Regions from separate parts of the Homo sapiens genome. Here region 1 is linked to region 2. A link is an interaction called in ENCODE POLR2A ChIA-PET data of the cell type or tissue named here. Cell type or tissue: MCF 10A. All regions are shown on one strand. Links, peaks and the distances in the headings refer to the core of each region. The heading gives the core; the rest is flanking DNA. Region 1 holds the start of MTHFD2L (methylenetetrahydrofolate dehydrogenase (NADP+ dependent) 2 like). Region 2 holds the start of CXCL3 (C-X-C motif chemokine ligand 3).

Region 1 (16,434 bases), core at 4,785-12,784, 120 kb before region 2:
GCTCCCACAGTACCTGGTTTTTACCCTTTTGTAGTATTTTAAATCACTGATATTGTCTAGTTGTCTACCTGTGTTCTCTGGATAGGCAGCCTGTAGCTCTCCATTTCTTTATGTCAATTATTGTTAATTTTGTTCTTTTTGTGGTGCCAGGTTTCCCTAATGGTTCACAAGCCTGTGGCCTTTCATTGCTGTCTATCGCTTGAAGAAGTAGGCGCCTATTCCAGTCTTTCTAAACTGGCTTCAGCAGGGAAAGCCCTTCACCAGTCAGTGGATCTAGAGATTCTTGATGGGCCATCCGGCATGGCCCATGGGTGGGCTTGCTGCTAAAGCCCTTGGATTAGTTGGCAGGTGATGCCTAGGTCAGCAGGTGGTGGGCCTAATGCTTCAACTCACAGGGGGCTAATCCGGTGCATGGGTCCACTGGGGTGGGCTGTCAACTGGGTATATAGGAGTAGTCCTGGAGCCTTGGTCTGCAAATACAGACCTGAAGCCTAGGTTCATAGGGGCCATCCTGGCACTGGGGTAGGTCTTGAGCCTGAGTCCATGGGGACCAGCCTGGCATTGGAATGGGTCTGGTCCCAAGTCTGTGGGGACTAGGCTTGCCCAGGGTCCTCTGGAATGGCCCTGGTACCTAGATCTGCAGGGGAAGACCTGGTACCTAGAACCATGGGGTTGGGTGCAGAGTTTGGGTCCCTGGGGATAGGCTTGGACCTGAATTAATGGAAGCTGACCTGGTACTGGGGCAGGCTTACAGTGTGGGTCCATGAGTTTCTACCTGATGCCTAAGTCTGCAGAGGCTCAGCTGGAATCTTTGGATGCTGCCCTGGCATTAGTGCAGGCCTAGAGCCTGGGTCTGCAAGGACTGGCCTACAAGCTGTGTCTGTGGGGGCTGGCCTGGCACTGGGATGGGCAACACTTGTTGCATTTTTTTCAAAAGTTGTTGGTCATTATTAATCAACATATTCAACAAACAGACCAAATGGGAGTAGGGACACCTTCAGATTTAAAGTTTTTAGTGAATTGTAATCAGTGAAACCAAAGCTTACAAACAGAAACCTTATCTCTTCAAAAGGAAGGGAAGAAGTAAACTAATTTAAAAAATCATAGCTCAAACAATGCACAAGTAATTTTAATTTCTGTCCTTACAAGAGAAGACACAGAGACACATAAAAAGGGAAGTGAAGACAGAGAGGGAAGACAACCATTTAACAACAGAGGCAAAGACTGGAGTTATGCAGCTGCAAACTCCTTAGGAACACCAAGGACTGCTGGCAATAACCAGAAGCTAGTCGACAGAGTGTGGGCCTACAGATACTTTGATTTCAGACTTCCAGCCTCCTTCCACTGTTTCCAGTGTGAAAACAGATTTCTGCTGTTTCAAGCTAGCTAGTTTGTGGAACTTTGTATACAGCAGAATTAGTAAATAAATACATCTATAATAGCAATTTTAAATAGTTCAATGTCTGAGAATAATCTTCTGATGGAACTCATATTTTTTGTTGAATAAAATTTCCTGGAATAAATTACCATTTTGTAAAACATTGGAATACAATTGAGAAAAACTTTAATTTTCCCCTATCTAAATATGGTAAACTATTTTTAAAATCATACACAAAAACAACTTATTTCTTTTATCTAAATATTTGTCAAAGAAAAGTACTTTGAAAAGATACACCAACATAGCACCTGTGAAAATATTTAGGCTAAAATATCTTCCCATTTCAATGTGCAAAATGTAGAATTAAGACTGTTCCATTTAGCAGTTTATGTGGTGTTTCAGCATCTATAGAGACAGTACCTTTAAAACTAAAATAACCATTGTCTAAAGCAAAGATTCTATTTGCAACTGTTAAGAAAATTGCAGAAAATTTAATTTTAAAATTAAGCACAAGGGCCGGGCCTAGTGGCTCACGCCTGTAATTCCAGCACTTTGAGGGGCCGAGGCGGGTGGATCACGAGGTCAGGAGTTCAAGACCAGCCTGACCAATATGGTGAAACCCCGTCTCTACTAAAAATAGAAAAATTAGCTGGGCGTGGTGGCATGCACCTGTAGTCCCAGCTACTCGGGAGGTTGAGGCAGGAGAATCACTTGAACCCAGGAGGCGGAGGTTGCAGTGAGCCAAGATCACACCATTGCACTCAGCCTGGGTGACAGAGAAAGACTCTGTCTCAAAAAAAATAAACAAAGCATAAGATCTTATTAACTTTTTTCAGAAAATTATCAGGATCAAGGTGTTAAAAGATACAGCTAAGAAACTGATTCAAGCATGTGAATATGCACCAGGAATAATTGTTCATGCTGAATGTTCATGTAATATAAATTTTTATTTTAACACATAAGGATATAAATTATCTTTTAAAATGTTAATTTTGAAAATGGTCTGAAACTATTCTATAAGTTCACTAATATATTTGTAAGCCAATAGATATTCCAAATATATAATTTTCATTACATTCGTGCCCCTTTTTACTCTAAAAAATGTGCTAGTTTGGCCAAAAAAATTACATAGTGACCTTGCCATTAATGCATATCAAAAATAAAATCCATTTGACCCCTTAGATATTGTTTACATGATGTGCCCTGTCATTACTTGCTCAGGTGGTTTCCCACAAAGGCAGAAATGACCTTCCCCTAAAGGCAAGAAAAGGTGCCCTCCCTTCCAAAAGCCCAGCCTACTGCTGGGCTAGCCACGAAATGTGGCTTCATCAGGAGGCAAAAATTAAAGAAGGGAGGTGGTGGCTAGTGAGTAGCAGGGCAGCACTATGTAGTACAAACTACTCACCTGAAATTAGAAGTCCTGAGCATCAGAGCTCTGGGTTACCATTAGTAGCAATAATAAAGTTAGGCAAGTCACTTAGCTTCTCTCAACGGCATGCAATTTCTTCATCTATATAATGGGAATACTCTCTTGTTGACCTTACATTACATAAGAGGATTTGGCTAAAAGTTCATGGGCTGGTTTGCAAAAGTGGCTCTTTCTCTTAGTTTCTGCTAAATTACAGATGGAGACATATTTCGATAACCAGAAACATTATGAGAGCAGAAAGTCTTCAGCACTTAGTGCTGTTTCCATGGGCTTGTTTACTTGTACTTCCAGAAAATAAACTAACCACCTTATCTACGCTTATTAGAATCAAATGATTTATTTAATAAACTAGAGCAAAATAACAAAGGGGGAGGATTATTTCTATGTATCAAAATACTCTTCCACAAAAAAGTAGCTTACCAACAAATAAAACCTAGTCAAGATCAAGAGTTTATTTAATTCGTATACTTGGCAAATCCATATCTTAGTTTCAATCTCATCTTTATTCACGACTTCAACTAGAGCTGCAATGAACCATTTTATCTCTATAATGTTGAAAAAACCTGGCCAGGCATGGTGGCTCACGCCTGTAATCCCAGCACTTTGGGAGGCTGAGGCGGGCGGATCACGAAGTCAGGAGATCAAGACGCATCCTGGCTAACACGGTGAAACCCCGTCCCTACTAAAAATACAAAAAATTAGCCGGGCGTGGTGGCGGGCGCCTGTAGTCCCAGCTACTTGGGAGACTGAGGCAGGAGAATGGCATGAACCCGGGAGGCAGAGTTTGCAGTGAGCCAAGATCGTGCTATTGCACTCCAGCCTGGGTGACAGAGCAAGACTCTGCCTCAAACAAAAAACAAAACAAACAAACAAAAAAAGACGAAAAATCCTAATAGAATGATTAACAATTCCAAGCTCTACCCAGGCCCTAACATACAGTTTAATTGCTTTATATCTTAGGGCATATCTTCGATGTCTTGAGTTTGTACAATAGAAATGAAACCCCCCAAAAACAGGGCAAAATTCCATAGGGAATAAAACCAATCACCAGTATAGGGAGTCTTTTGAAGTGTGTTATTAAAATAAATGAATACCTGCAAGTGTTAAGTTTATGACCTCTTTAAAAAAATTTGTTTCATACCCCAAGTACCCTATTCACATCTTGAAGTAATTTTACTAGAAATTACATCTGCAAATCAATAAAAAGTAAAATACCTTTTCATTATATATGACTCTTCTTCGTATCCAGTTTTTTAACTAGTTAACTTTCTGACTCTGTACTAAACAATATCCATTGTTTTCAAACTAACTTTGTCAGAAAGAACCTTAGATGCTAAGCTTTGTGCCACAAAAGCTCTTGGCCTATCTGCTGAAACCTGTGGACTCTTTCTCAGAACAATCCTTTTAAACATTCAATATAAAATACAGATTACAAGGAAAACCAGTTTTACTGAAATATTATCAAATGCTTTTTTTTAAAAGTATTAAATAACAGGATCTAGTGGTAGGTCTAACTACCATAACAAAATAGTGATGTGCAGATGATGTTTTGTGGTATCTGCCTCAACTTTGTGATACTGAAATATCTGTAAATTATATTAGCAAGTCACATGTACTGATGATATTATGTATTTGTTGCCAACACTAACAATGGAAAAAAAAAAATGCTCAATTTATCAGAAGTTAGTAACCTCCAATCCAAGTTTATGGATCCTCTGAATTCTATCCATAAGGTCCCAGGTTAAGAACATCTCAAACTGAGGGAATCTAACAAAATAATTTTAAAATTTACATGCAAAATTAGCTTTCTAGATTCACAAAAGTTGTATGAGATTTAATATTAATAAATGTTTCAAAAAGAAGAAAAAGTAAGATAAGTCAATAATTATAAACTGCTTGTAGAGAAGAACACCGGAAAGATGATGTGGGTTCAAGCCTTGTCTTCACCATGTATTTACTGTGTCAACTTGACAAGTTTAATTTCTTTAAGCCTCAATTTCTCAATCTGTTAACTGGGAATAGTAATAGTGTCTATCTACTTCCTTTAGTTGTTGTGAGGATCGAAGGACATACTGTATATGCAAAATCTCAGCAAAGTGCTTACCACTGACTAAGAGCTCCTTAGATATTAAGAAAATTGTATTTTTCAACAATACAACTGAATTCCTTAAAAGCATGATGGCATTCATTGCAGTTCCAGTTAATCACAAACAGCAAAAAAAAAAAAAAAAAAAAGTGGGGAGAGAACATCTGTTGTAAACTATACACACACCCTCACTTTAGAATTATGAATCTTTAGATCTTTAGATAGTCTTTGGATCTAGGAACACTCTAATGAGCCTAATTATAGAAACCTACATAGCGTTCAGATGATGCAGTGAACAAACCTGGTTGGTATGACATTGACAAGGACATGACCTCAATCTGAGAGTAAATTATTACATATTTTCCAAGAACTAGACAATAAAAAGCAGCAAGATGGTTAGGTAAGTTAGAGCCAATTGATTTAATGTAATATGACACAGTCATTGAAATGCTAATAAAAACAATAGCAACACAGAAACCACTTGTGATGTAACATTAAGTGGAGCAGCTGGCTAGGCCTTCTTGGATAATATCCCGCCCTGAATTCTTTAACACTACTGTTAATTTAGGTTCAGACTGTGTTCTGTTCTGACCATAAAGTTTTCTACATTGTATGTAAAATGTTGTCTCAGATCCAAAGTGAATTTCTTAATAGCAAATCTCATTTATTACTAATCATTTCTTTAATTTAGCATACTCATTTACAGCTCAAATTTCACCTAAGCTCCTCTCTTAAACCTCCTTCCACAACTTAATTATCTCTAAGCCAAAGTGTAATTTCACTGAGCTCCATGGGATTCCTTGAAAGAGTACGTGCCCATGAAAAGATCATCTGGTGCTGCTCCTTTCTGCTGTTTTCATCCTCCCATCAGGGTACTAATAGGAAAGAATAACAACTTCAAGGCATTTGAAATACAAAGATTTGGCTCATTAAAGAACTTGCCAAATTATTAGTAAGACCATGATTAACTAACAAGATCTAAAATTAATACTAGTCCCTCTTTTTCATGTACTGATCCATTTTAGTCAAAAATCTTGATTGTGGAGATATTAGAACACACTATCTCTGAACAGCTGGAACAAAGAAAATAAAACTTAAGATATGAGAGACCAAATGTTGAAACACTTAGTTTTTGAATTTAAAATGACATAAGAACTTCTTAGAAATCAAAATTGTAGCCAGATGGCTATTATATCTCATTTCAGTAGAACACATACAGCAGGAAGGTAGGAACACTACCCACATTATCACATTTGCCAACTAAATAGAAGATGATTTTGAGAAACTGCCTTTCCTAGTCATTAGAAGAGACAGAAATACAGAGTAAGTAGTAGAGGGAAGAGTCTGAAAAATAAAATGAACATTGTTACTGATAAAATGTGTCTTTTTAAATTATTAAACTTAACTACCCACGGTAAAAGACGTGAATACTTAAATAACACAAATAAGTATCTTTTACTAGTTCCAAAAATGTAGATTTTTTTAAAATGTGGTCTAGCTGCAAAAATTATACAGCCGATGCCAGTGCGACACAAAGAAAGGTGAAACTTCCATAAAGACCTGTAGGCAGTACACAATTTTTTTAAAAGCTAAAAGAAATAATAGTATGAAGACAAAAAAGAGAATCTACCAAATTAACGATTTGAGGATTCACTGAGCAACAGGATAAACATGGAATGCTTGGGATATCCATTTAGTTAATTAAAATAAGTAGTTCAGGTAGAATAAGCCAAAGCGGGTTTTGTGAAAGTCCCTGTGTTGCAGGATACCTGCAAATCTGCTTTGAGCATGGCATTAATGTGCAAGGTCTATAACCTTCCCACCCAAATGGGATGGGCTGCTATCAGACTCCTCACACTGAAAAGCAATGGGCACAAACTCATGTGATGCCTTTTAACCCAGGACATTTTGATTTGTAAACTCCTCAAATACCACAACAAAATGGGAAAAATTTAGTTACAAAGACTTTTTTTTTCATTTTTAACCTTTTGCCTGGATAGTTAATTCATTTCAAGAAACAATAAGCTGCAACAAGGGCTTATTTATTACTTTAACATTAATTTCCCCCAATTAATAAGACCTAAATTCTCATGCATAAACAGGAAAACAAATTCACTGCAAATTTTAAAGGAAAACTCATTGAGAGAAGAATGTTAAACGATACTTCAAAATACGGTAACTTCCAAACTCCATCAAACATTAATTATTGAAATTCTACTTAAAAAAGTTCTCCACTAAAAAGTACTGTAAATATTCCATTATTATAGGCATGTGGCCAAAATGTGAAAAAATAATCAAAGATACTTTTTCAATTAAGGCCCTACACAGCTCAGAAATGGTGATAAATCTGTTAATTTAAAACAGTCAATATCACTGGGATAAGAGTTTATCAAACTCAAAGGCAATTTTCAGTGAGAATAACACTAAGGTGTAAATTTCATGGCAAAAGAAAAGATGTCAGACTTAAACCACATTAACTATGAAGAACTAGACAACTAATGTGTCATTATATATATAAAAAAGATGACTGTGGATGGGGACAAGTGGGGAGGCAGACAGTGGCAACCTCTGGAAGATGGAATCTCTTCTCTCTGCTGGTCCTAGAAGAGAAAAGAGACACCAATAAGCATCAACACACTGTCCGAATTCCTCCCCACCCGAGACCCACCAGTCCACAGGTGTTTCTCAACCTTGGGGCCAACCTCACCTTCAGAGATGGTATTCAGTACAAAGAGGGCGTCAAAACCCCCGCCTTATCTTAACTTGCCTAGTGCCCTCTTTAAAAAATAAAAACTATCAAAATATATTACTTTTTTTATAACTATAATCTGCATCAAGTGGAACTGAAAGCAGCCGGGCTGAAATTAGTAACTCTTACAGTGCATAGGGATAATAGCTTTCCAAAACCTTTGCACTCAACTATTTTAAATTATAAAGAGGTCATTATGTGTAACTTAAAAGTTTTGAATTCTACATGAGTTGGTGTGTGTGTACAAAGCAAGGGGCTACAACCAAATTTTGGGGTTGTAACTGTTGTTTGTAATGACTTCCATTCAATGTATGCAGGTCATGGAGAAGATGGGGAGATGGAGTTGTTTACAGCAAGCTGACAGGGAAATTAATCAAGTTGTACTATTTGAAACAAGTTATCCTCACCCTGAAAAGCACCCCTAAAACAACTGAAATTCAAAAAATAATGATACAAACAAGTAATTTAGAGTGACGGCAAATAATTTCCTCAATTCTTTAAAACAAATAGAATTCTACAGAATCTGCTTTTCCTAGGTAGTAGATCTAGCTGGTAGTTCCAAACTAAGTGGAACATTCTTACCCAACCTACTACAGCTTACACAACTCTGATTCACTGTTATTTTCTCACATATCCTTGTGGAAGACCTAGTCACAAGAAATTATGTCCAAAGCAAATCCTATAGGAAGTAATTTTTAAATTCAGACACTCGAGACTAAGATCTAAATGTACACAATAGGGAGTTAACTGATTTAAATTAAATAAACAGTATCTAAGTTTCCACGTTACCAGTCATTGCTTTTCTAGGGATTGTGCTGGGCACTGGCGGATACAAAAACTCGAGTGAGACACAATTTTGGACGTAAAATGGCAATGAAAGCGCATTTCTGGAAGCCCTGAAAGTCTGAAAACAGAGGCTCTTCTGGACTCACAAGCTCTGGGTCAAGAAGATATATTTTCATCTTGTTAAGACGGATTTTGCAACTAAGACTGGTAAAGCATAAGATAGAAGAGTGCGTACCCTGTTGTATTTGCATGGTTCTTGCCAGCAACCAAGACATGTAATGAATCTAAGTCTCATCACCTGACAGAGGTTTAGGGAGGGAGAGCCATACATGAAAAGACTGAGAAATCTGGATTGATATTTGGTTTTGTGAAACCATAAATAATTTTAGAGTTGGAAAAGACTTAGACAACACTATTAACAAAGGAATTCAGAAACGCAAACATTAGTAAGTCATCTGCACAACGCCTACTCCTTTATTTACGAAACACTAAAATAACCAAAGTAAAAACAAATGTTTGACCAAGCCGACCACGTGTTTTTATACTACCTTTTCTTAGTGCCTCAAATGTCTTCCTAAATCAAGTGCACCTGCTGCAAAGATGGAACATTCTGGTGCGAGAGCCCAGAGCAGAGCACGTTTTCGTTCCCCAAGCTGAGGCAACTGCGACTCGCCCGCGCGACCGGCAAGGCCACCTCACAGACAAGGCTGTCCTCGACCCAGCCCGCCGCCGCGCGGCCGCCCACGAGCCTTGGGCCCCACGCGCGCGAGCGCCGCCCGCGCCCCCGCCGACCTCCCACCGCCAGCGGCTCCGCACCCGGCGCCCGCAGCCCTCGTACCTCACACCGCTGCTCCGAAAGCCCCGGAACGCACTCCCGGGCTCTCCCGGTGCCCTTACGGAGGGTGCTGTGCTTCTGCCCAACGCCGGCGCTCGGCCAAGGCGGCCGCGGAGCAGCGAGAAGCCGCGGACCGGCACCGTCATGGCCGCGGATCCCCGGCTTCCGGACTGGGGCTCCACCTCCCGCGACTCCAGTCCTCGCGGCTGGAGGCCTGGCTCCGCCCTCACCCGGGCTGGCAGGGCAGCAAGTAGCGCTTCCCAGCCAGGTTCCGGCAGACACGCAGAGTGGGGTAAAGAGCGGTTCCCAGGACCGGGGACGGAACTGACAGAGTGCCGGGTCCGCAGGGGGCGGGGCCAGGACCCAAGTCCCGGGCCCTCTGAGGATGTGGAAGCGTGCAGTGTGGCCTGGCGACTGGGCCCCGCACCCAGCCAACATATAGCTGGCATTCCCATAGCGACGGCACAGAGAAGGCCTCCAAACTATCACTTTAGGCAGCACGCCCCACTTTCCACCAAGCCAGAGATCCTGCCCAACAGTCTCCGTGACTACGTGGAATTGGATTTAAAGCAGGAAAGAAGTAATAGGTTCATTGTTTCCCACTTCCTTTGTGAGATTCCTTGGAAGTTGGAGAAAAGAACAAAGGTGTGTGGAGAAGGAGCAAAACCTGGCTGAACAAGGAAGGTCTGGACTTTAGGATTTCTATACTTCTACTTTATCATCTCCACTTTTGGAAGGAAATATTGACCAATATCTGTCTTTTCCTGAGTTATGATCAAGTCGATGCAGGCTAAGAACCCTGCATTGTGTGGTGAGCTTGTGTGGTGAGGAAGCAAAATATCTGCTCCCTCTGAAAAAGTAAAACATTAGACTGTCCATTCATTTTGCAAATTAAGACAGACACACAAAAAACAGTCACAGATAAAACCAGCTGGGAAGTTAACAGGAAACAACTTTTCTCCCAAGGTCAGGCTGCTGCTGTTGAGTCAGAACAACGTCTTTCATAGCTGCACTTTTACTGAGAAAACTTGTTTTTTAAAATCATAGACTGTCAGAAAATATGCTCTTTAAAATCATATCAATAAGAATGGGATACCCTACTCTTTCCTGGCTGATCTAAATCCATTTGACACAAATAAGCAGCCTAGAAGAAAATACAGGAAAAAATCTAGGTGACCTTGGGTTTGGCAATGAGACTTTAGATAAAACACTTAAATCACAATTCATAAAAGAAAAAAACAATTTAAACTTCTGCCATGCAAAAGACACTGTTAATAAAGAAACAAATCACATACTGGGAGAAAATATTCGCAAAACATTTTTACAAGACTTACACCCAAAATATACGAAGAACTCTTGAAACTCAACAATTAAAGAAAAAAGAAAAGCAACTCAGTTAAAAGTGAGCAAAAGATCTGAAAACACCCACCAAAAAAGGCATACAGAGGTCAAAAAAAATGGAAAAATATTCAATATCATTTATCATTAAGGAAATACAAATTAAAACAACAGTGAGATACCACTACACTCCCATTAGAACCGCTGAAGTCCAAAAAATTGATAATACGAAATGCTGGCAAGGATGTGTGGCAACAGGAACTCTCATTCATTGTTGGTGAATAAAAAAATGATTCAGTCACTTTGGAAGACAGTTTGGCAGATTCTTACAAAGCTAAATATCATTTAACCATGCAATCCAGCAACCATGTTCCTATGTATTTACCCAACTGATTTTAAAATATGTCTGCAATAAACCACCATATGAATGTTTATAGCATCTTTATTCATATTCTCCAGAAACCAAGATGTTCTTAAATAAGCGGTGAAATATTCATACAATGGGATATTATTCATCAGTGAAAAGGAGCAAGCTACCAAGCCATAAAAAGACGTAGATGAATCTTAAATACATACTGATAAGTGAAGGAAGGTAGTCTGAAAAGGCTACATACTGCATGATTTTTATTATATGGCATTCTATAAAAGGCAAAATTATAGAGTCAGTTAAAAGATCAGTGGTTGCCAAAGGTTAAGAAGATAGGGTGGAGGTTTGAATAGTGTGTAGCACAGAGGGTTTTTAGGACAGTGAAACTATTTTGTATGATACTGTAATGTTAGACACGTGACACTATGCATTTGTCAAAACCTACAGAACTTTACAACAGGAAGAGGGAAACAAAGTATACCATATTAAAAAATATTATTCACATTGGAAAATTATGTTTTCTGCAGTGTTATCAGAATCAAGACTCTGTTTATTCTCCACAAGACTTGCATAGAAAAATAAGATATTAAATTTTGTTTGTATGTTCTAAATACATACAAACATTTTACACATTTTATCTAGATGTGTAAAAGTGTTTTTTTTTTTTTTTAAATCACATGGAATGGCTTTTTCAGTACTAAAAAGTGGAGGGACATTTGTTTAAACAAGTATTTCAAAAAGAAATATGTACATCATCCTGAAAATTATTTGTGGTAAGGAAATATTCTTTACTCCTGTTGCATTTCTCAGACAATAAAGGGGTGAATCCATGCTACCTCATATTTTATCAACAAAGATTCTATTTACCCTTTATATTTTTGTATGATAATAGATTTTAAAAATCTAATGTTCTTTATTGCAGACATTCATTTGTTAACAGATTTGTTTCTTTTTTAATGTTTTACCTAAAGTTTGACATGCTTTCAGGACAGATTTGCCTATTACTTTATTTAACATTGTAGAAATGTAATTAACAAACAATTCTCACTACACAATTTAGAATAGACATTATTTTATATCTTCCAAATTTGATCAGTTAGCAAAACTTAATACACCAATTAAAATATTTCTACATATGATGAGAATGTTTACAGTGTAAAGTTTAGAACTTGTTTTGGATGTGATTATATGCATGAAAATCATGTAACACTGTACTCATGCTAAGAACCGACATAACAAAATTACTGAAATAAATGTGCTGTGAGGAATGGAAAAAATACATTATTTAGCAGGTTGGTGGTTTCCAGGAAGGAATGAAGGTTGTGACAAGATAATCTAACTGTATTACACTTATATGAAACAATCTCACGGGAAAGACTGCGGAAAAGGTGCTGACCTAAATAACTGGAATTGCAAGGTTAAAAATCTAACAATAGAAGAAACTGCACATAGGCACTGTGCTCTAGTTAATAAAGTTGTTGATTTACATTACCAATTCTGATATGACTATACATGTATACCAGAATTAAACAGTTATTTAAATGGAAGTGGATGATAGGAGCCAGGTTCCTCATTTTTGGAGTGGCAATTTACAGATAAGCAATGGGAGGAGGCTAGAATAATCCATATGATAATGGATTAGAGTTGGGAACATCAGTTTTAGCTTAATACAAATACAGATGGTTACATATACAAATATTTATAGATGTATGAATATTCAGGAGTTAGTTTACATACATATATTTATTTGCTTTGCCAGCTGAGAATGCCTAAAACAACACCCGAAAGCAATAAGCACACCTTCAGCCCAGATATTGGTTTCTAATGTCATTCTACAATAACAGGAACCAGGACTCCTTGGAAAAATTGCTGATTCTAGGCTCAGGAAATATATTAGATGATCCTAGAGCATCGTGTAATTCTGGAAAGTAAGGAACTCAAATAAATCCCACATTGATGGGGATATGTCAGGGACAGGAGCCAACTGAAAGGGTTCCTCATGCCCAAAGATGGAACAATTTGAGTAGTAAAATAAAGTAGTGTTGGATTATAACCCGAAGTATAAAATTAATATCCATGAGCCCATAATCATATAAATAAATATGTGATTGAATAAATAAATAAATATGGGAGAGAAGAAACATGATGCAGAATTCCTAAAATTTATGTAGATACTCCACTCTGAAGGAGGAGTAGAATTCTTCACTTCTTAAATGGGAACTGATGATAGTGACTTCCTTTCAGAGTTCAGTTTAGAAAATGGGAAAAGAGAGTAACTTACCTATGGAGAAACCTGACAAACACTACCTCAGACAGTGATCAGGATTAACATCAACACCAATATATCATACTGATAGGATGGATACTTGATATAATGTGGCGAGAATTGTACTTTACCTCTGCAATCTTCCTGCAAAACCTGTAACCCCAGTCTGATCGTGAGAAAAACAATTAAATCCCAACAGAGGGACATCCTACAATATACCCGAAGAGTATGTCTCAAAACTGTAAAGACAATCAAAAACAAGGAAAGTCTAAGAAACTGTCACAAGTAAGAAGAACCTAGAAAAACATGACAACTAAATATAATGTGATATCTTGGATTGGATCCTGGAACAGAGAAACAGCATTACAGAAAAACGAAGAAGATCTAAATAAAGTATAAACTTTTGTTAATAGTAATGTATCAATATAGATTCATTTTATCATATAATGTAAGATGTTAATAATCGGAAAAACTAGATGTGTGACATATGGGAAACTCAGTACTATTTTCTGAATTTTTCCGTAAATTTAAAACTGTTCTATAAAATAAAGTCTATTTTTTAAAATGTCTATCTAGCCAGGGTAGGTATATATTAGAATCAATACCAGAAGAGAATCTTTAAAGGTGGACTTTATCCAAGTTTTATTTATTGCTCTATTTGTAGTTATTAATTTATTTATTAATATTTCCTCCTGAACTGAAAAAGGTAAAGCTGATATATTTTCCCTGTTTTAATCCTCAATGTGCTTCTAATACCTACTCAACAAATATTGAATTCCTTTGAGTTAAATCAGGGATGATTAAAAATTACAGAGAAAGAAAGCTAGTTGCTAATGTGGAATAAAAACTTTCTCCCATGATTATTTTAAGTGTTCCAATGAAAATTTTGGAAGTTGCTTTAAAGAGTACAATACATTTTTATGCCACAGAGATATATGCGTCCATGTAATTATTTGTAGTGTCCATGACATTGCTTGGGGCATCTTATTTAATAGGCTCCATTTATATCGTCAGTTATCTTTTCACTATATAGCATTCATTGTTGTAACAAAATGTTTCAAAATGATTATCAGAATGTGAACAGTTAGCACTGGCATCAAAAGCCACCAAAGTTGGAGTAGGTTGCTGTGAGGCAACCAGAGTTGGTACTGCATAATGACAGACAGATGCATAGCTTACTCCAGAGAATAGCAAAGAAGCCCATTCATAAGATAAGCTTACTAAGAAACTGAGATGTCAAGGGAAAATCACAGCCAAGGAATAAACAAGGATCCAGAAAACCAGGAGTGGAGCCAAAGCAATAAACAACATGGGTAGCTACTGCCTGAGATGAAGCAGAAGCTAATGAGCTGAAGAAGCTTAGCTTGGCAGCATCAGCTAGAAGAGGCAAGTTCCCTAGGATATTTTAAGATCATTATATTTTCTGTCCCAGAGTGTTTTCTTTTTGTTTTTGTTTTAAATTAAACTAAGAGATTGATGTATCCTGCTTGTCACTAGCTGCTCTTAAAGAAGTTTGTACTTCAGGAACAGAAAACCAAACACTGCATGTTCTCATGCATAAGCGCGAGTTGAACGATCAGAACACATGGATACAGGGAGGGGAACATCACACACTGGGGCCTGTCAGGGGGTGGAGACAAGGGAAGGGAGAGCATTAGGATAAATACCTAATGCATGCAGGACTTAAAATCTAGATGATGGGTTGATAGGTGCAGCAAACTACCATGGTGTATGTATACCTATATAACAAACCTGCATGTTCTGCACATGTATCCCAGAACTTAAAGTAAAAAAAAAAGTATTGTGCTTGTCTGTCAAAGAAAATTTTCCATGAGCTCTTCCAAATCATATTTTCTGTAAGGGAATTCTCAATAAAAATATAAACAACTTTACAGCATATGTGTTTTAAAAACCTGATATTTATATAAATTATTAAAATTGATTCATGAAGTAGAAAACCAAAACAGACAGAAATGGAAAAGAAGCTACTAATCAAATACAACTATAAAGCTTCCTAAAGCAGAGTTTTTTTATGCCCTCAAAATATGATAAGTCATACTAAAAATCTTTCCAAATCATAGAGAAGGAATTTCCCAGGTATTTTTATTATATTCAAACCCAATTTAAAAGAATACAAAAAAAGAAAACTATTGAACAATATAACTGATAAATGTAATTATTAGGATATGAAAGAAAACATTGTTGATATAATTTGATGGTATTATAAAAGGAAAAACTTTACCACAACTAAACGATAATACAAAGATGGGTTAATTAGGATAATATTGGAAGTGTGTCAGTTCATATATCACATAAATATGGAAAATAAGAGAAAGAGTATTTGATAAAATTCAATAACCTTTCCTAATAACATTTAATAAACTAGATATAAAAATATTTCAGATCAACAGCTAATAGCATTCCTAACAATGAACCTGTAGGGACATTCCAATAAAAATTTGGAAAACCTATGAAGGAAACATTAAGACTGTGATGAGTAATGTATGCAAAGACTTGAATTAATAGAAAGACCAAGATGCTTAATATTGTAAATATGTCGACTTTCACTAAAATAATCTATTAATCCAATACCCAATAAAATATCTCAGTTTTTTAGTCAAATGGGGGAAGATTTAATATAATAATAACAGCATATGTTTCCCTGAATTTGCTATGTGCCAAGGCTGTGCTGAACACTTTTCAGAAGTTATTCTTTTAACCCTTACCACAATGAAGCTATGAGGAAACAGGTAAAATAGGCTAGATAACTTGCCAAGACCTACAGCTATCAAGTGATGAAAGTGGAGTTCAAGTCTCAGGTAGTGTGAAACCAGTGCCCACACTTCTAACTGCAGTGCTTTTCTAAATCTAAGGTTCTCCTGGAAAAGTTTGCATGCTACATCGCTAAGGTACAGAGAACTCATCCCAATGTCTGCATTTTAGTCATTTATACAATCTTCTGTAACTATAAAATTGATTTTTGATTTGAATCTGTGTAATAAGGAGAAAATAATTTTTAATTTTCCAATGAATGGTGGATTCTATTGAAAAATTGATTACCAAGTTTTATTTCATGATAATTAATGTGACTACCAGTTTCATATTTTAATAACTTATTGATAGTTTATTTGTGGTCTTATAATACCATTAACTGTATAAAAAGTGCACCTGGTTTAGAATATAATGTTAACTATATATAC
Region 2 (16,434 bases), core at 2,690-10,689:
ACCATGTTAGCCGGGATGGTCTCCATCTCCTGACCTCATGATCCGCCTGCCTCAGCCTCCCAAAGTGCTGGGACTACAGGCGTCAGCCACCATACCTGGCCGAGAACTTTTATACACTGTTCTTGGGAATGTAAACTAGTACAGCCACTATGGAAATGTCTCACAACACTAAAAATAGGATTACCATTTGATCCAGCAACCCCACTTCTGTGTATCTACCAAAAGGAAAATAATATATCAAATGAATACCAGCACTTACGTATTTATTACAGGACTATTCACAATAGCAAAGATGTGGAATCAACCTAATTGTCCATCAATGGAAGAATGGATAAAGCAAGTATGTATATATACAACTGGAATACTATTCAGCCGTAAAAAGAATGAAATTATGTCATTTACAACAACATGGGTGGAATGTGAGGTCATTGTCTTAAGTGAAATGAGCTAGACACTAAAAAACAAACATCACATGTTCTAACTTATATGTGGAAGCTAACAATTTGAACACATGGAGGCAGAGAGAGGAAAAATAGATAAGAGACTGAGAAGGGTAAAAGGGAGGGAAGGGAAAGGATGAAGAAAAGTGAGTTAAAGGGTATAAATGTACAGTAGGATAAATGGAATAAATTTAATGTTTGATAGCAGCATAGGATGACTGTACTTAATAAAAATGTATTGTACTCTGGTGATGGACATTCTGAATATCCTGATGTGATCACTATGCATTACATACATGTAACAAAATTTCTCATGCACCCCATAAGTTTACAGAAATTAAAAATCCCACAGTTTGTCAACCAGTGTGTCTATAAGATTATAAAACATACAGGACATGTGGTGATGGACAGCCTGTTTTAATTGTCTTCCTAGTAAAGGAAAGAAGAAAAGTAAATACATCTTGGATGTAAATGTTCCAAATATTTATTTCTTCACTGAGTCAGACACAACATGGGGATTATATCATTATCCAGAGGCCGTAATTAGAGGCAATAAAAACTGAAAGTAGAGCGGACAACAAGCAGAGTTGGAAAAAATCCGTTTTACCTATCAGCTGTGTTGGAAAATCAGTCTTTTTTTCAATCTAAGGATGACTATAGAAACTACTAGGAAACAAGGCATAAAGAAATTTGTACTTATGTCCATCAGAATACCTATTAAGTTGCACTGTGATTATTCATTTATCTGACTGTTTTTCTACTTTAAAACAGGGAGTAAGTGTCAAGCTTTTTTCATCTCTTCATTCCGGATCTCAGAAAAATGCCAGGTAGAGTAGGTGCTAAATAAATGTTTGTCAAATATTTATTACATGAAGAGGAATAATACCGCAGTTAGTGCTGTAATGTAACAGCGCAGGTGGGTACTGAGGATAAGGCACCCAGCTAACAGAAAGTTGATTGAACATTAAAGACACCATTTTCCCAACTCCTGATCTTGTTAGGCTCACAGGTCTCACCAAGTTAGTCATAGACATTCCAACGGCCTTATGCTATTTTTCCTGTCAGTGACTTGTTTGATATTTTAATTAGACTCACATTTGAAACTATTAGGGATTCTGTTAAGAACCTGTCCACCCACATGCTCCAGTCATACACAGATACTAATATGAGCACATTAAACATTATTTGATTGAAGACATTTACTTCTATGTATAACATACAGTAGTAATGACACACAACCAAGCTCTTGTTTCCCCATTTTCACTATAATTTCCACCATGTCTAATTGGATCCCGTATTTTTTGTCTTTAACTACTTCAAAAATGTCAATCAATGAACTAGCTCAGTAACACACCAGTAGAGCAACTCTGAAACCAGCATTGTATAGAAGTCTTTACTGAATATAAGGACAGAACCCAGAAGGAAAAAATCAAAACAAAAATATTTCTGACCAAAAAATTGGACAATAAATAACCTTGACAAATACTATGGATTGGCCAAGCGCAATGGCTCATGCCTGTAATCCCAGCACTTTGAGAGGCTGGGGTGGGTGGATCACGAGGTCAGGAGTTCGAGACCAGCCTGACCAGCATGGTGAAACCCTGTCTCTACTAAAAATACAAAAATTAGCTGGGCGTGGTGGCGTGCACCTCTAATCCCAGCTACTCAGGAGGCTGAGGCAGGAGAATCCCTTGAATCTGGGAGGCGGAGTTTACAGTGAGCCAAGATTGCACCACTGCACTCCAGCCTGGGCAACAGAGCAAGAGCAAGACTCTGCATAAAAAAAAAAAAAAAAAGTTATGGTTAGGACACTTAAGATCAAGTTTTTATGATGACTCAAACTTTTCTTAGATGAAATCTGTGTTTTTATGCTATGCATGCTATTTTCATTTGTGGTTTATACATTCATCTTCTAACTTCCTAAATTTTGTTTCCAGAATACTAAAGTCATAAGGATGTTTTAATCTTCAAAACAAACTTCTTATGTAATTATTTCCAAGGGACATTTTCTCATTTCCTTATTCTTTTGCAATTTTGGCAATCCTATGTTTTGTTGTTTTCATAATATATGATCATGATGTTATTTATTTAATGAATCCCACTTCCAGAAAGTTTAGGAAACAATCTTAACAAAATGAAGAGGCAAAACAATTTATAAAAACACTTTTAAATACAAATAATTGCCCATTCTTCCACCCCCCACCCAAGAAAACCGACCAAAGCTAAAATATTGAATGATTCTCAGTGTTACATGAATGATTTTAAGTACTTGCATATTGATCATATCACGAGATTATTATACCAGGAACAGAAAAATAAATGATCTGGCATTACAAAAGAAAGTAGACAGATTAAATGAAGAATTTTGTGTTAGAAGTCGGATTTGATCCAACTTTGTCTCTTCTACTAAACCTATCACTGTGCCTTATATGCATAGATTAATTTTAAGTGTACCGGAAGAAAGAGAAGCTGCCAGACAAGCAGTCTCCAGGAGGCTAAATAGAGAGGACCATGAATTCAGCACGCACCATGGCCTTGGACTGTGGAGGTGGACTGATTCAGGAATCTAATGTCATGTTCACACATCTTCATTCTTCTCTGCTCTGAGCCAGAGTCATTACATTGGAAGAGATGAGTATAGGGAAATAGGGATAGCAATTGTGAGGAAGAAGTTCCTAAATCAGTCTGGGGCAGAGCAGGGTTGCCCTCCTTATTTGAGCATGGTTATTTCTCAGGATGGAGCAGTGCCTAAGTTTAGGCTCCTCCAAAATGCAGAATTTGAGTCATGAGCCTGCCATGCAGGTAATTTATTTGGGGACATATTACCAATGCAGAGGACTTGAAAGCTGGGAAGAACAAACTAGGAAAAGAGGACATGGGCAACTGGAGTTCAATTCTACTGGGGACCCTCTGAGAAATGGTGTAGAATTTCTGCCCAAAACATGCAAAAGAGGGAAACATTTATCCATTGACCCCAGTTCCTCTTGTGAAAGGGATGTTTCCTGGCAGCAACAGAGAAACACTGGGCCACAAAGTGAAAGATACCTGATTCAGCTGAGGCCAGGAGTTTCCAGGTGACATCTGCAGGCAGCTAGTGTTGTAGCAGTGACTGGAGAACAGGTGGCCTAGGAGATGTGAGCACCGAGATTTGACCGTCTGCCAGTTTTGTAAGGTTCCATAATGATTACAGGGCAAATGGAATTTGGCCACCAAAGCTTCCATTTTTAAAGATTCTTCCATTTCTTTAAGAATTTTTGCTTGAATAAGTTTAAAGACTGCATAAAATTCTGGCATTCAACTGTTGAAAAGAAAATAGGCTTGGAGAAACACTTGCTCTAACAAGACAATTTATTTTTGTAGTCAACAGCATTATAAGCTTTGGCTTATGAAGATCTCATTGATACAAGCGGCATGTTAGGGAAAAACACCACCACCACCAACAACAACGAATCCTCTCCTTTATACTTCATTTACAAAAACAAGTGATTCTGATGACATTTTCCTCAGGAGTCAAGTTCTGCATAACCTGCAAATGTCCACGGCCTCTTGACATGTTTCATTTGCATTATTCTCTTGGCACTCTCCTTGTGTTGGGTCTGGAGAGCATGATAGCAAACACTTTCTGATTTTCTTCAGTTATAAGAACTAAATGAGAGATCTGGAAAACATAATGCTGAAGGCAAAGTATTTAACACTATGAAGCATGATGAACTGCCCAAACTGCGGCAACAGATATTTTGAATTTTCATATTTGAGCAAATATGTACTAAATCAAAATTCAATTTCCTGTCTAGAAAGCTAGCAGGTAAAACATGCACATGCCCTGATTTCATTTTGGTGGTATTCTAAATGGATTTAGAAAAATAAACTTAGAAAAAAATGAACTTAATTGGGACAATTTTCAATTTACAAACATTGCAAAGATAATACAGTGTCTGTGTGCCCTTCATCCTTTTTCCCTGACAGTGAACATTTTACAACAGCACGGAACGTCTGTTAAAGCTAATAAACCACCAATGACACGTTACTTTTAACTAAACTCCAGACTAAGTTGTGTTTCACCAGCTTTTCCATTAATATCATCTTTCTGTCCCAGGATCCTATCCAAACTACCACACTGCAATGAGTTGTCACTTCTCCAGTTTCCTCTGGACTGTGATGGTTTTTCAGTCTTTTATTGTTTTCATGACCTTGACAGTTTTGAAGAGTACTGATTAGCTTTAGGAGTCTTCAGTATGAGTTTGAAGAATGTTTTTTATCATAACTAGATTTGGGTGATGAATTTTTGGAAGTGGTACCAAAGAGGCATCCTGCTTATGCCATTCTTATGACATCATATCAAGTGGGTACATGATATCCATATGACATCACACTGAAGACGTTTATCTTCACCATTTTTTTAAAGAAGTAGTTTGTCAGCTTTCTCCATGGAAAAGTGCCTATTTTATTCTTCAGAATTGGGCACCTTAAGGAAAGATAATGAGCTACATCAATGCCACAGGAGAGAGTTATGCTGTTAGTGAAACAAAACTACAAAGATATATTATCGTTTTGATGTATTTTCATTTTAAAATATGTAAATTTAAGCTATTCAACTAGGTCAAGAACAAATACATTTTTAAAAATCCTTCCTCCCCTTAAAGTACTAATTATATATCACAGTGCATTTTTACCATAGTTTAATGGTTAAGAGCCATTTTCTCTGGGTTTGATTTCCAGCCTCAAGGATGTATGAAGTTAAGCAAGTGACTTAATCTCTCTGTACCTCAGTTCCTTTGTTTGTAACCATTAAGTCCCATAAAGATAACAATTAATATCTACTTCACAGTATTGTTTGGAAGATTGAATGAGTCAATATTTGTAAAATGCTTAGAAGAGCATTAAATAAATTCTCTGCCCCTTGTCTCTGGTGCAGAGGTTTAACTTGCCCATAGCATGAAGTTATTAAATAAAAAAGCAGCATGTTCCACATTTACCCAGAATCTTGTAAGCTCTTATCATTTACCTTATGTTTGCTGAAGAAAAACAAGCAAATTTTTAATGACCTCCCATCTATGTGCATCTCCTGGTAAAGTACAGATGTGTCTTCCTTTCTGAAAGCCTTCCTAAATTAAAAACATTTAACTTTTTTGTTTTTTATAAATTCCCAATTGAACTTTATTTTTCATTTATAAGTTTGCAGCATTTATTACAGCTTGAAACTGCAGAAGACATTTGGGACACTATTTTGGCCTCCATTGGGTCAATGTTTTTTCTGTATCTATCCTTTCTTTCAAGGAATTTAAGTAGTCAGGGAGATGTGAGAGAGGAAATTATTGAAAAAGAATGGAGCATATATATTACCTATAGTGTCTATTTTAAAGTAACAGGACATTCTAGCACACCTTTCTATCCCTTGTCCAAGATTATTGTAATGACATCACAGATACCCGTGAGCACCAGTAACTACAAGACCATTTTGGAAACTGGGATTGTGGTGTTTATATGAACATTCTTCTTTCTAGGATGTGCTTTGATTTCTTAAGGACTCACACTGCTTTATATCAGTTAGAGACAGGGAGAGTTGGGTGGCAGTAAGGGATACAGAAAATTTTAAATGTGAAAAACACTGGGGAGTAAAACTTTCCATTAGATTCTTCTTTTTTCCTTTACAGAATTCATAGCAGGCTGAGTTTTTGTTCAGGCAATGTCGGGAAAGAAATAGCCTTTTAAAAATGGAAATAGTCCATTTTATTTATTTAACAACCATTAATAAGGCACTTAATCCATGTTGTCTCTTACAAATGTTAACTCATTTCTCATAACCACCTTGGGCTAGGCACAGAGAGGCTTAACAACTTGCAAGTGATACTCTGCAACTAAATACAGGCAGCACAGTTGCACGCTCTGTGTTTGGTTAGGGGCAAGGACTCTTATCCCTTGAGCTGGGTTGTGTAGAGCCCTGTGCTTCAGGCAGATGCCATTCCTTTCTCCTCTCCTCCATCCTACTCCACGTCTCAAAGAGGTCTGAGACCAACTTGTAGAATCACACTTAAACCCTCTAAAACCTAATGACAAATCAAAATACATTATCTAAAACTAGAAAAAGGGACAAAGGTGTCAGGTTAAAAGACTGAAAATCCAGACGAGAAAAAAAAGTGCCCTGTTAATGTTTCCAGAGAAAGATCCCCCAGTGCTGAATACCAGAAAATTCTATAGTAAATGAAATGTGATTTTATGTGTGATCTGGTGTTTAAATGTCATCAGCAGGCAGCTGTTTGCTCCTTCAGTGGGAATGGTGTTTGCACACCAGGTACCTACTCTCTAGTGTCATTCGCAAAGACAGAACCAGAAACATTGAGCCCATGATCCTGCTGGACCCAGCCCCTCCACAGCTTCAGAGTGACAGCCAGTGTCATATTTCTAGATCAAATCTGAATCCCTCCCACTGGGAGAAGGTCTCCAGGGGATTTAGGAAGTTCCAACATTTCAGAGGGAGGAAGGACGTTATGCAGGATACAAAAGAAGAGGTCATGTTATACAGCCCTGGCTTCCACGGACACTAACACTGAATTCAAATTTTGACACTGATAATCTGTTGCCACCAAATGGAAAACGTAAACAAGGTATTCTAAGTGTGATTAGAGAATATGCAAAACAAGGAACAAGTAGAACATTCTTCTCTGGAATCCGAGACGATGGCTGTACTTTCACAGAGAGCATGATGTTAGATGTACATGAAATAACGCTAAACCGAAAATGAGAGAGGCAGAGACCGGGAGGTTAACATAGAGGATAGACTATATAGAGAGAGGATAGCTGAGGGAAAACTCGCCTGTCTCCGGGTCCCCAGCAAATCTGATAACTAAGGAGACAAAGCTCTCTTCCTCTAAAGAAGTCGTGCCTTTCCTGTCCTGGTTCTCACGGGTCCCCCCAGCTCTTTCCTCCAACCCTACCCCGTACGCGGGGGGTCATCGGGGACCTAAGGTCCCCCCTCACAGGCTGTATCTTCAGCGAGGTGGACTCACTGCCTCTCCAGGAATTTGGGGCAGAAAATGAATATCCCAAAGTCCCAGAGTGCACGGGGGTTACTCTGGAGGGCGAGGCGTAGGCGTCACCAGTGGGCTCCCCCTACCCGTATCCGACTCCACCCCGGGGGCGGGGCCGTCGCCTTCCTTCGGGACTCCGGATCGATCTGGAGCTCCGGGAATTTCCCTGGCCCGGCCGCTCCGGGCTTTCCAGTCTCAACCATGCATAAAAAGGGTTCGCCGATCTTGGGGAGCCACACAGCCCGGGTCGCAGGCACCTCCCCGCCAGCTCTCCCGCTTCTCGCACAGCTTCCCGACGCGTCTGCTGAGCCCCATGGCCCACGCCACGCTCTCCGCCGCCCCCAGCAATCCCCGGCTCCTGCGGGTGGCGCTGCTGCTCCTGCTCCTGGTGGCCGCCAGCCGGCGCGCAGCAGGTGGGTCCCGGCGCCCTGGGGTCCCCGGGCCGGACGCGGCTGGGGTGGGCGCCCCGCGCCGACAGCCCCGCTCAATCAGCGAGTCTATTCTTCCCTAGGAGCGTCCGTGGTCACTGAACTGCGCTGCCAGTGCTTGCAGACACTGCAGGGAATTCACCTCAAGAACATCCAAAGTGTGAATGTAAGGTCCCCCGGACCCCACTGCGCCCAAACCGAAGTCATGTAAGTCCCGCCCCGCGCTTCCGCTGCCACCGCTGGGGTCCCCGACTCTCCCGCTGCCCCAACCCTGTCCCCAGCCCGACCTCCTGTCTCACGGAATTCCCTTCTCTCTGCAGAGCCACACTCAAGAATGGGAAGAAAGCTTGTCTCAACCCCGCATCCCCCATGGTTCAGAAAATCATCGAAAAGATACTGAACAAGTGAGTTGTAATTTCCATATACACAGGCGACTGGAGCCGTTGGTCAGAAATACTGGCATCTGCCCCCTAAAAATAAAATCAGGGAACCCCAAGAGTTAGCTGAAGGACTAGAAATTGTGATTATTATTTTCACAATTAAAGTTGCCATTAAGGTTATTAATCTGCTCTGGTGCCAGAGGATATTTCAGTATTTCAGTGTCTTCCATTTCCAGGCCTAACCCCTGGGAGGGTAAATGTGGGTTTCTAGAATACTAAGTAAATTTGACTAACAATGCCAAAATGCCCCCTGCCTGTTTTGGGACGTTTACCTCAGTCCCTAATGGGCTTCAGACCTGAAAAATGCAATGTCTGGTTTGGGCACTTTGGGCCTGTAAGCCTTCTTGGTGAAGAGCAGAAACTTTGCAGTAACACCTTCAGTGAGTTCAAGGCTAGGATCCCTGTCAACGTTATTTAATCTCTTTGAGCTTTAGCAAAATAGGGTAGATAATGGTAGTTATTTCATAGGGTTGTGTGCAGCTTAAGGGAGATCATGAATGGACATTTCTAACCCAATGTGACAATCAGTGACCAATATGTTTTGGCTTTTTCAAACCAAGAATCTAGTTGAGTCCACAGCCACTTCTTTCTTGAAAAAAAAAAAAAAAGCATTCAGGAGTGCAAGTTTTCTGCTATAGAAGGCAGTGGGTACAGACAGACCTTCCCTGAGTGGAGGGCTGGGAGAGAGTCTGCATGGGGACATCCCTCCAAGCAACTTCAGAGTGACAGAAGAGCAGCCTTCCTTAGCACCTGCAACAGTAACCCTTTTCTCATCACAGGGGGAGCACCAACTGACAGGAGAGAAGTAAGAAGCTTATCAGCGTATCATTGACACTTCCTGCAGGGTGGTCCCTGCCCTTACCAGAGCTGAAAATGAAAAAGAGAACAGCAGCTTTCTAGGGACAGCTGGAAAGGACTTAATGTGTTTGACTATTTCTTACGAGGGTTCTACTTATTTATGTATTTATTTTTGAAAGCTTGTATTTTAATATTTTACATGCTGTTATTTAAAGATGTGAGTGTGTTTCATCAAACATAGCTCAGTCCTGATTATTTAATTGGAATATGATGGGTTTTAAATGTGTCATTAAACTAATATTTAGTGGGAGACCATAATGTGTCAGCCACCTTGATAAATGACAGGGTGGGGAACTGGAGGGTGGGGGGATTGAAATGCAAGCAATTAGTGGATCACTGTTAGGGTAAGGGAATGTATGTACACATCTATTTTTTATACTTTTTTTTTAAAAAAAGAATGTCAGTTGTTATTTATTCAAATTATCTCACATTATGTGTTCAACATTTTTATGCTGAAGTTTCCCTTAGACATTTTATGTCTTGCTTGTAGGGCATAATGCCTTGTTTAATGTCCATTCTGCAGCGTTTCTCTTTCCCTTGGAAAAGAGAATTTATCATTACTGTTACATTTGTACAAATGACATGATAATAAAAGTTTTATGAAAAAAAAGGCTTATGTGGTTTTTCAAAAAATTCTTCTTGACTTTTAGTTCTTCCCAGGCACCCAAGGTGTTATACAGTTAGGCTGCAGGTTCTATCTAAATCTGTGCCTGCTTCTAGCTGTCACTTCCCTTATATTTCTCTTATTCAAAACGGACTATCCGATGCTTTTAGAAAGTACATACTACCCCCCAACCACTTTGATAATTCTAATTTTGTATAACATTTAGCTGTTTTTCACATTGACCAATTTGTTATTCAAAACTAGTTCTTTACAAATTTTTGAATGTTATTGATATTTTAACATGGGCGTCTGCTAGATCTGCTAGATGCTTTTGGTAAACGGTTTCTCAAATACTTATGCAATTCTTTCCCGTTTAACAAGGTTGGGAGCAAAAGGTAGAAAAGTTGATTCTGCCTTAGAACTAAAAAGAATTGTGATATTAAAAAAAATGACCTATTGAGATACTGTAATGTAAAATATATGACAAAAATAGCACAAAAGACAGGTTGGGAGATAAGTGGGTTTAGACTATAACATATCTCTTCAATTGTTAGAGAAAGTATTAAGAAAAAAATTGTAGCAAGAACAAATGTTGTAATTTGTAGGGCAACAACTAAAAGGAAAATGCAAAATTTTGGACTTAATCTAAAAAGGACATAAAATAGTGTAATAGAAAATACCCGACTAATACAAAAGAAGACAGAAATGGAGGAATAAACCAACACATGGATCAAAGGCAGAAGAGACACATCTTTACAGAAGAATTGCTGATAATATGAGTATAGTCTCCTCCTTCCCGAAGGTGAAGCTTAATTCCCCTCTCCAGGTGCGTGTAGCTAGACTTAGTGACTGGCTTCCAAAGAAAAGACTAAGAAAAAGGAAAAAAAAATTACAGTGGAGAAATTTGGCAGACAATCTTAACCAAGTGATCAAGGTTACTGTCACCAATTATGGCATGTGAATATTACGCACCCCCTCATATAATGTGATGGAAGGACACTTCCACTCCATTTATATTCTTCCAGAAAATGCATAACCTTTGTATAATCACAACAAGGACATCATAAAAATCTGAACTGATTTTTATGGTGGTAAAACTGATGGACGTTTTACAAAACTCCTCATAAGTACTCTTCAACCTGTCAAGGTCATGAAAAACAAGACAAAATCAATAAATTGTCACAGATTAAAGGAGACAAAAGTGATATGGGGACTAAATACAATGTGGTATGTTGAATTGGATCCTGGAATAGAAAAAAGGACATTATTGGAAAATTGATGAAATCTGAATAAAGACAAGAGTTTAGTTAACAGCAATGTACCAATGTTAATTTCTTAGTTTTGTCAAATATACTACAAGTATGTAAGATGTCAACATTACGGGACACTGAGCTAAAGGTCAGATATAGAAACTCTCTGTGCCCACACAAATTTTTTGTGAGTCTAAAATTATTCCAAATTTAAAAGTTTATTTTTCAAAAGATAGGACAAATATAATAGCAGATAGTAGACTTAGATACAACTATATTAAGAATTATAGTAAATTTAAGCAGAATAAACACTCCAATTAAAAGTCAAAGATTATCAGACTACATAAATATGACATGTTTATGCTTCTTAAAAGAGACACACTTTAAATTATATCTAGATAGGAGGAACAAATTCTAGTGTTTTATACCACTGTAGGATGCCTATAGTTAAAAGTAATAGTTTCAAACAGCTAGAAGGATATCAAATGTTCCCACACAAATAAATGATAAATATTTGAAATGACGGATATGCTAATTACCCTGATCTCTTCACTATACATTATATATAGAAACATTACTATGTACCCCATCAATATGCACAGTAATTATGTGTCAATTATAAAAATACAATAAAAGTAAAAACAAATTGGGCACCAGGTTGCTTGAAATTAAAAGAATTAATAGTGTTATATCACATACAAATGGGCTGACATGGATATATTACTATATTGAAACCTGACCTGGATATATTAATATATTTATTACTTAACTATTAATATGCTATTCATATAAATTATATTTATTAAAAATTGATATACTAATGAAGGCCTAATTAATATATTATGCCTTAAGGAAAGAAATAGTCTTGGAGATAAAAAAGACTGTTAAAAATAAAAAGGGGTTAACTAAACAAGAGACAAAACATTCCTAAGCTTTTATGAACTTAGAAACACATTATCAAATTATATAAACTATTTGTGAGGCTGAGGTGGGAGAATCAACTGAGCCCATGAGTCTGAAGCTGCAGTGAGCTATGATCATGCCACCGCACTGCAGCCTGGGTGACAGAGCAAGGCCTTGTCTCTAAAGAAAAAAAAAATTCACACACACACATAAAGCAAAATGAAGAGATCAAAAAAGAGCAATAGACAGATATATAATCATAGTTACAGATTCTAACAAACTCTTTCAACACTTAATATGTAAAGCAGCACAAATTTAGTAGCAGTATAGAAGTGTTAAGCAACATAAGCAACCAACTTGGTTTGACTGACATATATTGGCAATTTACCCAGCAATTGCATAAATCACATTTGTCTTTCCAAAGAGAACATAGATGAGTCATAAAAAATGTATCAATACATTTCAAAATGTTAAAACATTACAGAAGACCTTTTCTGATCATCAAAGTTTTTTAGGATGATTTGTAACTGTCTTAGTTGAACTATGTATTCATACACTGTGTGTGATATGTTTGCTGTGGTTTATAACTCATCTCAACTTCCTACATTGTGCTTCCATAATACCAGAGTCATCATGATGACCAATATAATCATCTAGTATGATAAAAATGTTTCCATAGAGATGTTTGCTTATTTCCTGTATTTTTTCTGACATATTCTTTTGTAATTTTGGCATTCCTATATTTCTTGGATTACATGATATGAGCATAATGTAATTTAATTACTCAATACCTTCCACAAAAGTTTAAACAACAATCTCAAGAAAAGGCAAATATAAAGCTTATACTAAAAGCTAATTTTTAAAAGTTTTGGAATGATGTTCACATCTATATATTAGATGGTGTTTGGTGTTATTTCCAATAAAGTTAAATAATTATAGTTTGTTGAAATCATCAGTATGTCTTTACTGCAGAATTAGAAGACTAGCAATGTTGCAGAAGGAAGTGTGCAAGTTAAGAATCAAAGAAGAATTTCATGTTTAAGTTTTGGCTTTATCCACTATCTTTTACAAAACTCACCACAATCCCTTTTGTGTTGTATGCATCTAGTAAATGTCTTTTGAATTTAATATCCACCATTCCTCATTTTCTACACATACATTGAACCTATAGGTTACTCTTGCCTTCCCACTCTCCCTGTGGTAGATAGTCAATAAAGGAATCTGTCCACAAGGGACATGGAAGCACCATGAGACACACGTAAAAGCTGCACAGCTATGGTAACATCCAAACTGACAGAGAAGCAGGATCCTACAGGCACATGGCCTCCCATGTGGAATCCTGATCGCCCCTCCTGCCTCACTTGCTCTCCTCTCCCTGCCCACAGGATGAACTCCATCTACCTGAGTCACTTGCTGCTTCTAGGACTTCCATGGACTTTCCAATCTTCATGCCTTTGATTACTTGGTTGTCTCCTACTGGAGCGTTTTCCATTCCTCAGTGTTGTCCCATCTACTTGGAAAACTCTCCATCCTTTAAAACTCACATAAGTAACGATTTCTTGTAGGAAAACCTCTGTAACACCTCTCAGAAACCCACTCATTAACCCATAAGAGTTGTATGAGATATTCATCCTTACTCCTAATACTTTGTGCATAGTTTGTCATGGTATTTACCAGGCCCTTCTAAAATCTTCTATTTGTACATTCATCTCCTGTATTGTGTTGAGAGTTAGAAGGTAGCAGATTCTATATTAATTGTCTTTGTATCTATGGCACCTAATTTCATTCCTATGTTACAATGCTGGGAAAATGATCAATACAAATGCTGAATCAAATGAAGAGAGGAATTAAATTCAAGTTGAAATGCCCTTCTGGTTAGAAAGATAACTCAAGCAGTCAGTACAGACAGTTAAAAAAACCAACTCAAATTGGCTTACTGAAAATGGGAATTATTTCATTTCCTTATGAAATATATTGGTGTTTTATAAATATTGACACATTCATCATAACAACCCTTTGAAATAGAGAGTAGCATTACTTTATTTGACTGCTGTGTAGATGAGATAAACCTGGATCCTAGAGTCCAAAAATTCTCTTTAATAACCAGTCTCACTGCAGGTCTAACTGCCTTTCTCTGTGCTGGCTTTACTTTATGCAAAGCACTGGCAAAGCTCCAAGCTATAATCCAGCAGGAAGCAAGGGATGATTTTTCCAGCCATTTCCTGCCAAAGTGGTCTCAGGGGATTTTTCTGACTTGGCCAGGCTTATTAGATCACTTGTCCACCTCTGAGTTATCAGGGTGGCTCAGGGTTGAAAGGAATGGCCAATACTACTTTGGGATGTCAGCTCACTTCTGGAGCTTTAGGGTAGAGTCAACCTATCTGAACCACCCAGACTGGAAGGATGGGGAGATGGTTTCCGAAGGAAAGCCAGGATTCTGTTATCAGAAGGTAGAAGGGACTCAAACCAGGCAGAGAGGACAAATGTACTAAAGACTGGGCCAAGTGGATGACATTTTCACTTGATGAAATGTTCTGAAATGACTAAGTGGATGCATCCAGAGATTTAATGCCACCTTCAGACATCTGCATTATAGTAGTAGTAATGGCAACAAAATAGAGTTGAGCCCAGCTCCTCAAGGCACAGTTCCCCAAAGCAAGTTCCCCAAGGCACAATTCCCCAAGGCACAGTTGTAAGGCACAGTTCCCCAAGGCAAGCATGGTTAGAGCAACACTACACTGCCTGCCCATTCCTGCTGTTTCATTTGTACTTAGGATACAGAAGCAACTCTGGATTTTAAAGGCATATTAGATACTGCCAATCAAAGCTGCAGGATACAGTAAATATGTTAGTTCAAAATGGAATTTAGAAACCAATACTTTTATTTTAGCAATGACTCTATTCATTTAAAACTGGAGTTTCCATAAGTTTAATGTTTGGGCATATAGAGCTGCCATTCAGCTCATAAGATGAGTATTTGGCTGGGGGAGGCACTCATTAAAACAAGAAAGGACTGGATTATGTTGGTAGAACATCATTGCTTTCTTAATGTTCTGAAAAATAAATATAGGGCTATTATAAATTGAATTATAAGAACAGATATATTAAAGGTGGGAAAAATCTGTTTTTACACTTCATTACATAAGCAACTAATGTTTATTATGAAAGTCTTGGGCATAGCTATAGGTCATTCTACAAAGCGGATTCTTGAAATATTTTATCCCTTTGGCTACTACTGTAAATTTTTGGAAGGTCTATTTATCCTAAGTATTTGCATAAGCCGTTATTTTGGTTTGATCTGGAAGTCATTATAGCAAATATCTTATTTTTTCTTAAGTTATAAGGAGAGTAAAAGCCTGGACAGCTTCCTATTAATGCTGAAGGAAAAGTATTTTATTTATTAAAACATGATAAAGTGTCCAAACTGGGTCAGCAGAAAACTATAATCCTTATCTCAGCAACTAAGAGCCAACTAAGATGCCTATTTCCACTTCTTGCAAGCTCCTAAGGTACAGTATTAATTTCCACTGACATGATTTTGGAGGTGAAATACATTGACTTGGAATAGTGAACAGATAGATAAATAGATGTAGATTTCATTAACTTTAAGTATATCATGTTAGTGGCACAACAATTCTTGCCATTAGTGAAATAAAACACTGGAAACTTGAGCAATTTCCTATTTTTTAGGAAAGATAAAGTTGAGCTATTTAACCATAAGAATAACAAACCTTAAAAAAATGCTCTCCTAAAGCTCTCAATCACCTATCTCAGAAAAATTTTTTAATTGTGTAGTGGTTAAAGCCATACTGCTTGGAGCTCAAATTCTGAAATATTAGCTGTGAAACAGACAAATTGCATAAATTCCCTGCCCATTCATTTCCTTGTAACTGTATTATGGGGGAAAACCTGGTAACCACTTCCTTGGGTGTTTGAAAGGATTAAGTGCATTTTATATATACATAAAGGACTTTGAACATTGCCTGTTACATCAGAGTTATTTATCATAACTATGTTCACTCATCATCTTGTAAATACATAAAATGTGTCAGTTATACATTGAACAGAATGTTGAAGAAAGAAGAAAATATCTGCTAAAGTTTTTTTCTTGGACTCACCTTAAAAGAACTTAAATAATCTCTTAATCTTTTCTGCACTTAGTAATTTTTCTCCATTAAGTAGGTATGCAGGTGTACATCCATAATTAGAAAATTGAAGCCATATTTTTTATGTTAAAGGAATTGCTGTTGTATTTCTGAGCCACTGATTATTTCAAGAAAACAAAGTATTTCCAACTGAGAATCTCAGAAAAAACAAATAACAAGTTCTCAATTACCAATGAGTTAGTAATATATTTTATAAACTTGAGATTATCTTTCATTTCTTACTTCCTTTTTAAAACAAATTAATTTTCCTTCAAATTTCTGTGTTTTTTTTTTGCCACAAATTTCTGTGGTTTTTTTTTTTACTGATGATCAATAGG

Evidence for each region. ChIA-PET counts read pairs that join two places held together with the same protein. Peaks named below come from ENCODE experiments on the same cell type or tissue, not always from the same donor. Only the 100,000 strongest peaks of a DNase experiment are listed, where the experiment ranks them.
Region 1: POLR2A ChIA-PET joins it to region 2 with 11 read pairs; 2 of 35 experiments call an interaction of 5 or more read pairs at or near these places.

The regions. Positions count from the first base shown.
Region 1 is chr4:74,151,114-74,167,547 of GRCh38, reverse strand. MTHFD2L (methylenetetrahydrofolate dehydrogenase (NADP+ dependent) 2 like) reads right to left here and starts at 9,430. Exons shown (of 8, transcript NM_001144978.3): 1 at 9,267-9,430. The coding sequence starts at 9,409. RefSeq lists enhancers at 2,633-2,762, 8,776-9,532, 9,533-10,291. In MCF 10A, for the core only: no CTCF peak of the experiment used is centred there; DNase peaks (open chromatin) are centred at 8,267 and 9,537.
Region 2 is chr4:74,029,959-74,046,392 of GRCh38, reverse strand. It overlaps CXCL3 (C-X-C motif chemokine ligand 3), which reads left to right and starts at 7,704. Exons shown (of 4, transcript NM_002090.3): 1 at 7,704-7,881; 2 at 7,980-8,103; 3 at 8,217-8,300; 4 at 9,116-9,804. The coding sequence starts at 7,782. The coding sequence ends at 9,131. LOC105377275 (a long non-coding RNA gene) reads right to left here and starts at 7,448. Exons shown (of 2, transcript XR_938875.3): 1 at 5,446-7,448; 2 at 3,771-4,905. In MCF 10A, for the core only: a CTCF peak has its summit at 7,811 (motif pointing right); a DNase peak (open chromatin) is centred at 7,642.